Linked DNA regions of Mus musculus: region 1 is linked to region 2. A link is a loop called in an ENCODE intact Hi-C map of the cell type or tissue named here. Cell type or tissue: heart. All regions are shown on one strand. Each heading gives the region's core, and the rest is flanking DNA. Links, peaks and the distances in the headings are about the cores only.

Evidence for each region. Hi-C counts contacts between places; a loop is a spot of excess contacts. Peaks named below come from ENCODE experiments on the same cell type or tissue, not always from the same donor. Only the 100,000 strongest peaks of a DNase experiment are listed, where the experiment ranks them.
Region 1: a loop joins it to region 2, with 2.5 times the contacts of the local background. A loop is called at or near these places in 1 of 42 quality-filtered maps.

The regions. Positions count from the first base shown.
Region 1 is chr12:76,398,762-76,404,144 of GRCm38, forward strand. 4930426I24Rik (RIKEN cDNA 4930426I24 gene) reads right to left here and starts at 5,233. Exons shown (of 4, transcript NR_166810.1): 1 at 4,396-5,233; 2 at 4,034-4,134. It also overlaps a transcript of Hspa2 not described here. In heart, for the core only: a CTCF peak has its summit at 3,100 (motif pointing right); a DNase peak (open chromatin) is centred at 4,490; H3K4me3 peaks cover 959 bases; H3K27ac peaks cover 870 bases.
Region 2 is chr12:76,762,873-76,768,255 of GRCm38, forward strand. Churc1 (churchill domain containing 1) reads left to right here and starts at 2,666. Exons shown (of 4, transcript NM_206534.2): 1 at 2,666-2,766. The coding sequence starts at 2,728. In heart, for the core only: a CTCF peak has its summit at 2,882 (motif pointing left); DNase peaks (open chromatin) are centred at 2,629 and 2,869; H3K4me3 peaks cover 1,818 bases; H3K27ac peaks cover 1,617 bases.

The DNA of each region.
Region 1 (5,383 bases), core at 79-5,078, 360 kb before region 2:
AGTGTTTACAGTATGTTAAAGCTCTTGATTCTTTGACACATCTGTGGACATTTAGTCTTTGGATTAGAAAATACTTTGAAAACAGTCCATGTATGATCTGATAACGAGAAGTTTTACCTGTTGGGAATCAGCACTGGTTATGTGTAACTAATGAGACTGATGAATTTTGTTTCAGTCAAATGTTAGATGCTATTTTAAAACTCAATTGTAGGGGCTGGGGGAGGGTAGCTCAGTTGACAGAGAGCTTGTCTAATATGCACGAAGCCCTGTGTTCAATCCTTATATGAATCAACTGGGCATGTTGGCTCATGCTTATCATCTTAGCACCTGGAAGGGTAAGGCAAGAGAATCAGGAGTTTGAGGTCATCTTCAGCCACATGGTGAGTTTGAGGTTAGCCTGGGCTACATAAGACCCTGTCTCAAAAAAAAATCAATTATGAAAATATAATAAAAATACAATTACTAATAATCCTGCTATCTAAACTCTGCTATAGTTGTCATATACATAGAATTATTCTACTAATAGAATAAGATACAAAAGTTGGAGATGGCAAAATAGTTCATTGTTTAAGAACAGTTGCTGCATAATCAACAGTATCAGAGTTTGCTGGACTGTGACGGTGCACGTCTTTAATCCCAGCACTTGGGAGGCAGAGGAGAGCAGATCTCTAAGTTTGAGGCCAACCTGGTCTACAAAACTAGTTCCAGGACAGCCAGGGCTATCAGAAAAAACAAACAAACAAACAAACAAAAAACCTGTCTCAAAATAAAATAAAATAAAATAAATAAATAAAGCAAGATCCCAGCGCACATATAACAGGATGGCTGCACCCCCCACATCCGTAACTCCAGCTCCAAGTGTGTGCAGTAGGAAAGGACGATTGCTGGGCCTTGCTGGCTTCCAGCATACACAACCAAAAGCATCAGGCTCAGCAAGACAACCTGTCCTAAAGGAGTGGGCGGAGAGTGGTGGGGAAGACGGTTTACGTTTACAGTCTTCTAACTGTGTGAGTGCATGGGCATGCATTCAGGTGCATGTATGTTGGCAAATAATAATAAAAAAAAGCATACAGAAGTTGAGTATCTTCATTTCCACTTAATTATATCAAGGGCAATTTCCTGTGTTATCAAAATCTTGTACTCAGGGCTGGAGAGATGGCTCAGCAATTAAGAACACTTGCCGACTTTCCCTTTCCAGAGGCTCTGAGTTCAGTGTCCTGCATCCACCTCCACCAGCTCACGACTACCTGTAACCCCAGCTTCAGGTGATCCAAGTCCCTCTTTGGACTCTGTAGACACATACATACCATACAGGGGCACAGACACATATATAAAACAAATCTTAAAAAAATAAGAGGGGTTGGGGCTTTAGCTCAGTGGTAGAGCACTTGCCTAGTAAGCGCAAGGCCCTGGGTTCGGTCCTCAGCTCTGGAAAAAAAAAAATCCAAAAAAACAAGAAAAAGCCGGGCAGTGGTGGCGCACGCCTTTAATCCCAGCACTAAGGAGGCAGAGGTAGGTGGATTTCTGAGTTCGAACTCACCTGGTCTACAGAGTGAATTCCAGGACAGCCAAGGCTACACAGAGAAACCCTGTCTCAAAAAACCAAAAATAAATAAAATAAATAAATAAATAAGAGATATGATGATAAATGTTCCCAAATATTAATGCTACTGTAGCATTAGTTTTAAAAATCTTGGGCTGGAGAGATGGCTCAGCGGTTAAGAACACTGACCGCTCTTCTGAAGGTCCTGAGTTCAAATCCCAGCAACCACATGGTGGCTCACAACCATCCCTAATGAGATCTGATGCCCTCTTCTGGGGTTCTGAAGACAGCTACAGTGTACTTACATATAGTAAATAAATAAATCTTAAAAAAAAAAATCTTGTGACTAGCTGGGCATGGTAGTACATGCCTTTAATCCTAGCACTTGAGAGACAGAGGCAGACAGATCTCTGTGAATTCAAGGCCAGCCTGCTCTATATAGTGAGTTCTGAGACAGCCAGTGCTAAAAGGAAAGAAAAAAAATCCTGTAAATATATATACGCACATATTAAATATATGCACAAAATACTGTAAATATATATATTTACACACATATATACACGATGTATATATGTGTATATATATGTACACACACAACATGTGTGTATATATATATGTATATATATATACACACACATATACAGACACACAATTCACCATGGCATATATGTAACTGCTTTTTGTGTTAGATATTTAAGCCATTTCCAATTTACTGTTACCACCATAAATGATAGCACAGGCTTTTTCTATTATCTCCTTAGGAAGAACCCCACACAAGTTAGCATCAGATAAAGGGAATGGCCTCTTCAAGGCAAAAACAAAAACACTGCCCCATGATCATCCAGGAATACTGCAGTAATGGGCAGTCTCGGAAGGGTTTGCCTCTTTTGCTACACCACTGATAACACAATATTATCTGGTTTTAAAAAAAAAGTGCGGATTTAACAATGTATAATGGACTGTGATTTTAACTTTTAATTTACTTTGGGTTTCCTGTTTCAATCTATAGCTCATTCTGACCTGGACTCAGTATGCAGTAATCTTCCTGCCTCCTGGTCCTGAGATTAGGAACATGCCACCACACCCACCCGAACTTTTAAAATGAATTCTGAATTATCTAAAAGAAGAAAAAAAAAGCCTGTTTTAAAACATAATTATACATAAACACAGGAAATGTAAAAGATGTCAATATAAGATCAGTATGTGCTAACATTCTGTGACTGAAGAAGTGTCACATAAAGGTGCTATTACTGTATCTTTTGGGGGAAGGCTCAAGATACCGTGTACAGCGTGAAAATGTAATTTTACCAGGTGAAAAGTGCAAGCAGAAAAATGCAGCTAAAAACACAGGTATAGCTGCTGCTGTCATCTCAGTGAACTGTTAAAGATGCATGTGGTGGAAGATTACAAGTTTTGTCTGCAATGGCTTCATCAATAGGACATAGTTACTTCAGAAATGAAGCTCTAAGGGTCTCTGTATGAACCGGTTTTGGGCCTGGCAGCTCTCAGTCTTGTTTTGTTTAAATTGTAAGGAGAGTGCCTGAGTCATGTGCAGTGCCCTTGGAGGCCAGAAGAGGGCGTTGGATCCTATTGAACTGGAGGTACAAATGTTTGTTAGTCCTCATCTTAGGATGCTGAGAACTGAACCCAGGCCCTCTATAAGAGCAAGCTGCTAGCTTCTTAACTGCTGAGACATCTCTCCAGCCCGCTACCTTCCATATTTAAAGATTCATTTAAAAATATTATAATAATAACAATAATATAATAAAGGTGTTTTGTCTACATGGATGTGTACCATCTGCTTGCCTGAGGTTTATTTATTTTTTTACTTATGTATGTATGTATGTATGTGCGTGCCTTTATGAGTTTATGTGCACTTGAATACAAAAGCCCAAGGACGTCAGAGAGTGGTGACATTCCCTAGAACTGGAGTTAATGGTGGTTGTGAACCGCCATATGCATGTTGGGAACAGAACCCAGGACCCTGCAAGAGTAGTTAGTCCCCTTCCTAGCTGAGCCATCCCTTCAGCTCCATCCCCTCTCTTCCTCTTCGCTGAATTTCCCCAGAGCTGGGTATATAAGCACAGACTATCACATATGGTCTGATATTTTCTTTAATCCTTTCCTATTTCAAGTTTTTCTTCAGTTTCTTTCATGGAAAATAGAGAACTGCAGTTGCCAATGGCAAACGTGGTTTTGAAACTGTAAATTACATATAGGAATAGAAAGAATCTTTAAAACTTTCCCGATTAAGTTTTGTAGAACTCTGAGCTGGAGAGATGGCTCCGAGGGTAAGCACACTTACTGCTTCACCAAAGGACCTGGGTTCAGTTCCCAGCATCTGTGTCAGGTGGCTCAGGACCAAATGTCACTCTAGCTCTAGGGTCTCTAATTCTGGCCTCTGCACCACATTGCATACACACACACAGATAATTTTTTTTTTAATCAAAAGCTCTTTTAAAGTTTTTTATTGAATTCTGTCAACATTACCTTTTAGACAACGAAAACTTTCATGTTTCTCATACTGTCTTCTCCATCACTGTCTCACACGACTTACTGGCCAGTTTCAGAGGGGTGCTTCTTTCCTGGAGCTTCGAAGACAAAAACAAACAAACTAACAAACACCCCAAAGCACAAAAAGTTGCTTAACATATCCAGATTCTAATCTTCAATTCTGAACTCTTCTGCCCTCCTCGTCGCCCACATTCCACCACCTCAACCTCGATAAAGAATGCTTTTCTTACTCTCCTTTGCAGGAGTTAGGCATGTCACCTCCTCAGGGATGCTTTGATGTTTTCCCCTCAGGCTCTGTGTGCCCCTCCCTGCCCTCTGTTGTCACCGGACTGGCTTACCCCCTTATCACACGACTTAGGCCCGTTTCCCTTGTTCTTTTCATCTCATATTGGGCACCTGTCAAAGTTTTACAGCGACGACTGTCCTCAGCTTCCCATCCGTAAGGCGAGGCGGTCGTTCTACATTACAGGTCTCCGTTTTCCTGTAGGGAGTCCTTTTACAGGAGCCAGCTTCTGCCCACCCCCTTGTTCCAGAGAATACTTTCCAAAATTATTCTCAGATTCCGGCTAAACAAGTGCCAAAGACTCTTTTTCATCTACTTCCTCTCACAAGTCTGTGCTGCCAACCTATTCTTCTCATTCAACCGAACTCCGCGCAAAAGGACTAATTCCTTAACAAGATCACGCGTGCGGGGACGGGAGTCAGAGGGGTGACACTGGCTTATTACGCAGTGCCACCAAGAAGTCAAAACCGCCCATTAGGGCGCCTGAAAGAAAATAAACTAGGAAAGCCGAGGGAGAAAGTTGGGCGGAGGCGGCTCGCGAGCCGTAGCCGCTCGCGCTGCGCGGGAAGCCACCCGCCTCCCGGGTAAGCACCCCGCATCCTTCCCCGGTCGCGCACTTTCTGAGACGCGCTGGGAAGGGGGAGGGGTACTGACTCGTACCCGCCCAACTTCGCAGTCCCCGCCCTGGAACCGCCCCTCACCCAGCCCCAGTCCCCGCTACAGGAACAGCAGGGGCAGGGAAGGCGAGAACCGATCCCAGCCGTTCTGTATTCGATGCAACCGCCCTAGAAGGAATTCGGGCCCCGGGAGCCGAGTCAGTGGCGGCACCCGACACCGAACGGTACAGAAACCCTTTCGGAGGCCAGCGCCCCTTCCGTGCTGCCTCCGCGCGCCCCGCCCCGCGCCTCCCTGCCACACGCTTCGGATTCTGCGCTGCTCATTGGGCATCTGCCCCGCCAATCTGAAAGATGTTAGCGAATCACGCTTTAGAAAAGGCAAAGAGAACGGGAAAGGGGGCTTTCACACTGGCTCCCCTGGCGCGA
Region 2 (5,383 bases), core at 175-5,174:
CAAAAGCCATGCTTCCAGAGCTGAGGGTCCCTGCCCCTAGCTGACTTCGATTGGTAATAAAGATTTGCTGTACAGTCAATGTCTGGGCAGGGAGACAGGGCGGGACTTTTAGATTGCTTGGGCAAGGGACCAGGGGAGAGACTGAGGAGAGGGATCAGAGTTAAGAGCTGCAGGAGAAAAGTGATCCAGCTGTACAGGGGGAAAGGGAAAGCAGCCCTGTGGGGGTGGAGGAGGTGCCCAGAAGTTTGCATTTTACATTTGTGTGTTAAGCTAGGAATACTGGAGGGGAGTGTGTGCTAGCCACGGGGAGGTTTAGAAGTGCTCAGTCACTGAGCTAGTCAAAGCATATCAAAATTAGCTGACATGCGTGTGTGTGTGTGTGTGTGTGTGTGTGTGTGTGTGTGTGTCTTTCATTGGCTAATCCAGAGCTCTTGGGCAGGTGCAGTGAGAGACCTATCAGGAGGCAAAGTGGCTTAATTAACTGCTACACTTTCTTCTTCTCTTTTCTCTATATGATCCTATTCCCACATACACATTTATTTCCACACACACATACTAGTGACTACTGATGTGTTTATAAAATGATAAAGAGAGGTGGGGTATGTTCTATGGAGGCATAGAAAGGGGTGTCTCTGTGGGCCCAGGCTGAGGCATCCCTTCCCCCTGAGGGACCAGCCACAGGACCATATAGTATAGAATAGAGTTTATTCAGGGCATGGGGAGGGGAGTCAAGAGGGTAGTAGAGGCAGAGAAAGGCAGAGAAAGAAAGAGTAGAGAAGTAGAGGGGTAGAGACCAGCCATGAGCATGTGGAGAGAGAGGGGAAGAATGGTCGAGAAGACAGAGCAGGGGCAGGAAGACAGGAGCAAGAGAGTGAAGAGGTGGGCAAGCAGCCCCTTTTATAGTGAGTCAGGCACACCTGGCTGTTGCCAGGTAACTATGGGGTGGAGCTTAGAATGCTAACAACTACATTCTGGGTATCATGGAGAACAGCTTTTTTTTCCTTCCTGAGGGTGTATTACCTTACTTAATATTATAAGTCCACTCATTTTCCTACAAATTTTGTGATTTCATTTTTTTTCTTTAGAACTGAATAGTATTTTTTTTCCTGTGTAGCCCTGGTTGTCCTGGAACTCTATCTATAGACCAGGTTGGCCTAAACTGCACAGAGTTTGGCCAGCCTCTGCCTCCCGAGTGTTGGTACTAATGTCATGTGCACCACTGCCCAGCTCCATTTTTTATATAGAGAGATTTTTCATTTTACTTTTATCTGTTGACAGACAACTAGGTTGATCTTAATTCTTGGTAGAGTAAATAAATCAGGAATAAACACAGGGGTGTAAATATTCCTATGTGTTCTGGGTAAATGCCCAGGAATAGAATAACAGGTTCATATGGTGATTCTAGTTTTAACTTTTTGAGTAGTCACCAAACTGATTCTACAATGTCTGTATTTTAATTTGCACTCCCACCAACAGTGACTAACAGTTCCTTTCTCTCCACATCCTTCCCAGCATTTGTCATCAGATTTATTGATGAGAGCCATTCCGACAGGGGTGAGAGGGTATCTAAAAAATAATTTTAATTTGCACTTCCCTGATGTTTGAGGACAATGAACACTTATTGGCCATGTTTTGTTTTTTTTTTTAATTTTGAAAAGTGTCTATTCAATTCATTTGCCCATTTATTGACTGGCAGTTTTGTTTCCTTGGTATTTAGTTTCTGCAATTCTTATAAATTCTGGATATTTGCCTCTTGTTTGAAATATGGCTGGTAAAGATGTTTCCCATGCTGAGGACTGTTTTTTTCTGCTAATTGTGTCCTTTGCTGAATAGAAACTTTTCGTGTAGTCCGTTGATACTAAGGGTTAGTTTCTGTTAGTGTTAGTGTTCCTGTGCTAATTAAAAAGTTCTTGTCCAAAGCAGTGTCTTTTTTAAAAAATTTACTTTTATTTTATGCACATTGCCTGCATGTGTGTTTGTGTTAGGGTGTCAGATCTTGGAGTTACAGACAGTTGTGAGCTGCCATGTGAGTTCTGGGAAGTGAAATTGGGTCCTCTGGAAGAGCATTCAGTGTTCCTAATGGCTAAGCCATCTCTCCAGCCCCTCCAACCCAATATCTTGACAACTATCCCCTATGTTTTCTTCTGGAAGTTTCAGTGTTTCCTGTTTTAGATAATGGGTTTTGATCCATTTTTGAATTGATTTTTGTACAAGGCGTATGATAAGAATCTAATTTAAATAATTTAGTAGGTTCTCGACAGCGCTCTAAGCTTCTCTTCCCAAACACCAGCTTACTCCTTCTCTGAAGTCTGATCTCTTATCTGTTATTATAGCACAAAATGGTATTTAAACTGTCATTTCAGGTTTTTTGAGTCTGGTAAAAATGGAGGCAAGAAGAAACAATTCCCCTTTTTGCTGTACTTCTGTAATTCTTTTTTAATCAGAATTCAAGAAGGCGCCTATTAGAAGTTCTTTCAGGCTCAAAGCCTCTTCCTCTTTTCGACACTTCTTTGAGTCCTCAGATCTTTTCAATACCTGAAGATTTTTGAGTCCAGTCCTCGGTGCACCCTCCTTACCCGGAGACCGCCTAACAACCGTTGCTATGGGCGGAGACTTTTAGCCAGCTGTGGAGTCCTTAGATCGTGTGCGACAAAATCGATATCTCAACTCTCGCGAGGTTTCGCCTTCCGGGTGTCGCTGGGGTCGTTCTCCGAAAACTGCGTGACGATGTGTGGGGACTGTGTGGAGAAGGAGTACCCCAATCGGGTGAGCAAGTGGGCGCGAAGAGCCTCTCGCAGGCTCGGTGTTCGACCGATATTCCTAGACAGGCCAGGGGCCCACTCTGCAGTCCTGTCACCCCAGTGACCCTGAGTACCGGCCGCAGGTTCCCTCTGGTGGCTGACGTCAGCGGTCCTTCCGGTTCTGTTGCTGGGGACAACGGGGAACCCTCAAAATTACCTACCCACCCAAATTGACAGCAGCCTCTGAGGCCCTGACGCGATCCCGGCTTCATCCTCCAGCTCGACTTGATGGAATTCTTTTTACCTCATTCTGTCGCTGAATGAACGTATGAGGTCATTTTAAAATCCACCTTTTTTGAGACAGGTTTTGTGTAGCCCAGGCTGGTTTCGAACTCTCTATGTACCCGAGGAGGATTTTGTTTGACTTTGATCCTCCTTCCACATACCTCTTGAACGCTGGCATTACAAGCGCGCGCCACTGGGCTCAATTTAGAAAATGTTAGGGATGGAAGTGAGAGCTTGGTGCGGAGGCAAGCTTGCCACCGACTGAGCTACACTTCCAGCCTCTGGTTCTAACCCACGTTTGAAGATGGCAGAACTGGTCCCCAGAGAGGACCTATCACCTGCCCAAGTATGAGAGCCGAGACTAGATTGTGATCTCCCTCTCCGCCTCGTCCCGTTCTCTTTTCCTTGCGCCTTCCCTTTCCCCTTCCCTTCTTAGCACTGAGGCCTGACCCCAGCATGTGTCCCTACCAGGCAAGCACTCTGCCAACAGAACTATACCCCCTGCTCTTATTTTAAGCCTTTGCGCCTCTCGGGCTTAGGAGGTTTTGAGGCTTGGCTCTTACTGTTCTTTCAGGGAATCACTACTGCACGTTGATGTGTGTAGAGAGTGCTTGGCTGCTCTGTGAAGGAGTGACTGCCAAGGCTCTGGGGCTGCTTCTGGGCTTGCAATTTGGGGGCATAGGATTGACAGGCTGCTGTTTAAACGTAGTGAAAAGGAAGATTGAGCAGGAATGGGGCTGCGGTGTTCTCCTTCCACATAAGGTGGGTTTGGACGATGATTTAGAGGAGGAAGGATCTGCAGGACAATAGCAAGATGAAGGACCCTTGAGTTGGCTGGGAGGGAAAACATCCTCATAGTTCTTTCTCTTAATAGTTTGTGAGTGATGGGCACACACCTCTAATCCCAGCACTGGGGAGACAGAGGCAAGCAGATCTCCAAGTTCAAGGCCAGCCTGGTCTATAGAGCTAGTTTGAGGACAGCTAGAGCTACACTGAGAAACCCTGTCTTGAAAAAACAACAAAAACCCCACAAAAAGAAAACTTCTTTTTTGAGTTATATGTAAGTCTTTTGAGATTGTTATGTTAGAGGAATTTTCATTATGGTACAACCACTTTGGTTTATAAAGTCATTACCATTCATTATCAAATTTAAATGTCCCCTGGAATGACACAGAAGTGCTTATCCCGGAAAAATGCACGTGCTCTCATCTCCTGGCAACGTGTATAAGAATGCTTGTAAGATCATTATTTGTCGTAGGCCAGAGCAAAACTCGTGTTCGTAAAAGGAAATGTCTTAAGAGTAGGGTTGTGGGCTGGAGAGATGGTTCAGCGGTTAAGAGCACTGACTGCTCTTCTGAAAGTCCTGAGTTCAATTCCCAGCAACCACATGGTGGCTCACAACCATCTGTAATGGAATCTGATGCCCTCTTCTGGTGTGTCTGAAGACAGCTTCAGTGTACTCATATAAAGAGTAGGGTTGTGAGTGTGAATTAGATTTAGAGTATCAGCTCTCAAGTGGAAGCGGTTTGGCAATATCTAGAGACACTTGATTGTCACAGTGAAGGCGCTCCTTGGCATCTAGTGGGTAGAGACCGAGTATTATACTGCAGTGCACAGGACAGCCATCTAACCGAAGGTCTGTATGCCCCAGTGTCAGTAGTGCAGACGTTAAAGAACCCAGAATTACAGCAATGGGAGCACTAGAATCAGATACAGCAGCCTGACTTTAGTCTGACAGTATTGGCGAAAGAACACATGAAGTGCAGCTTTAAATGAAGCAGACTAAATTACAGTAAGACTTTCCTGGTTGGTAAAACAAGAAGTTACTCTAAAGACATTGTGTTGATGGCTGCTAGACAGAGTATGATCGAGAGTGGTTATATAAGGGGCCAGAGAGATTGCTCGGTGATTGGTGCTTTTGCAAAGGACCTGGATTCAGTTCCTGGCATGGCAGCTAGCAACTGTCTATAACTCCAGTTCTGGGGATCCAACTGTCTGGTCTCCATGAGTACTAGGCAGGCATTGATATACATGAAATAACTGTAAATCTCTCAACAACAAAAAGTCGGAGAGAGGCTTCTGGAATATAAGAAGTGGGGGTTTTTTGTTTGTTTTTTTTTTGTTTTTTGTTTTTTTACATAACTGGTGGTTCTGCTGTTTGCTTATAATTATTGTTATGTTTCTGCTTTTATTATTTTTCTATATTGTTTTAGTTCATACTCTTTTTTAAAATTTATTTATTTATTATATGTAAGTACACTGTAGCTATCTTCAGACACTCCAGAAGAGGGAGTCAGATCTCGTTAACGGATGGTTGTGAGCCACCATGTGGTTGCTGGGATGTGAACTCCAGACCT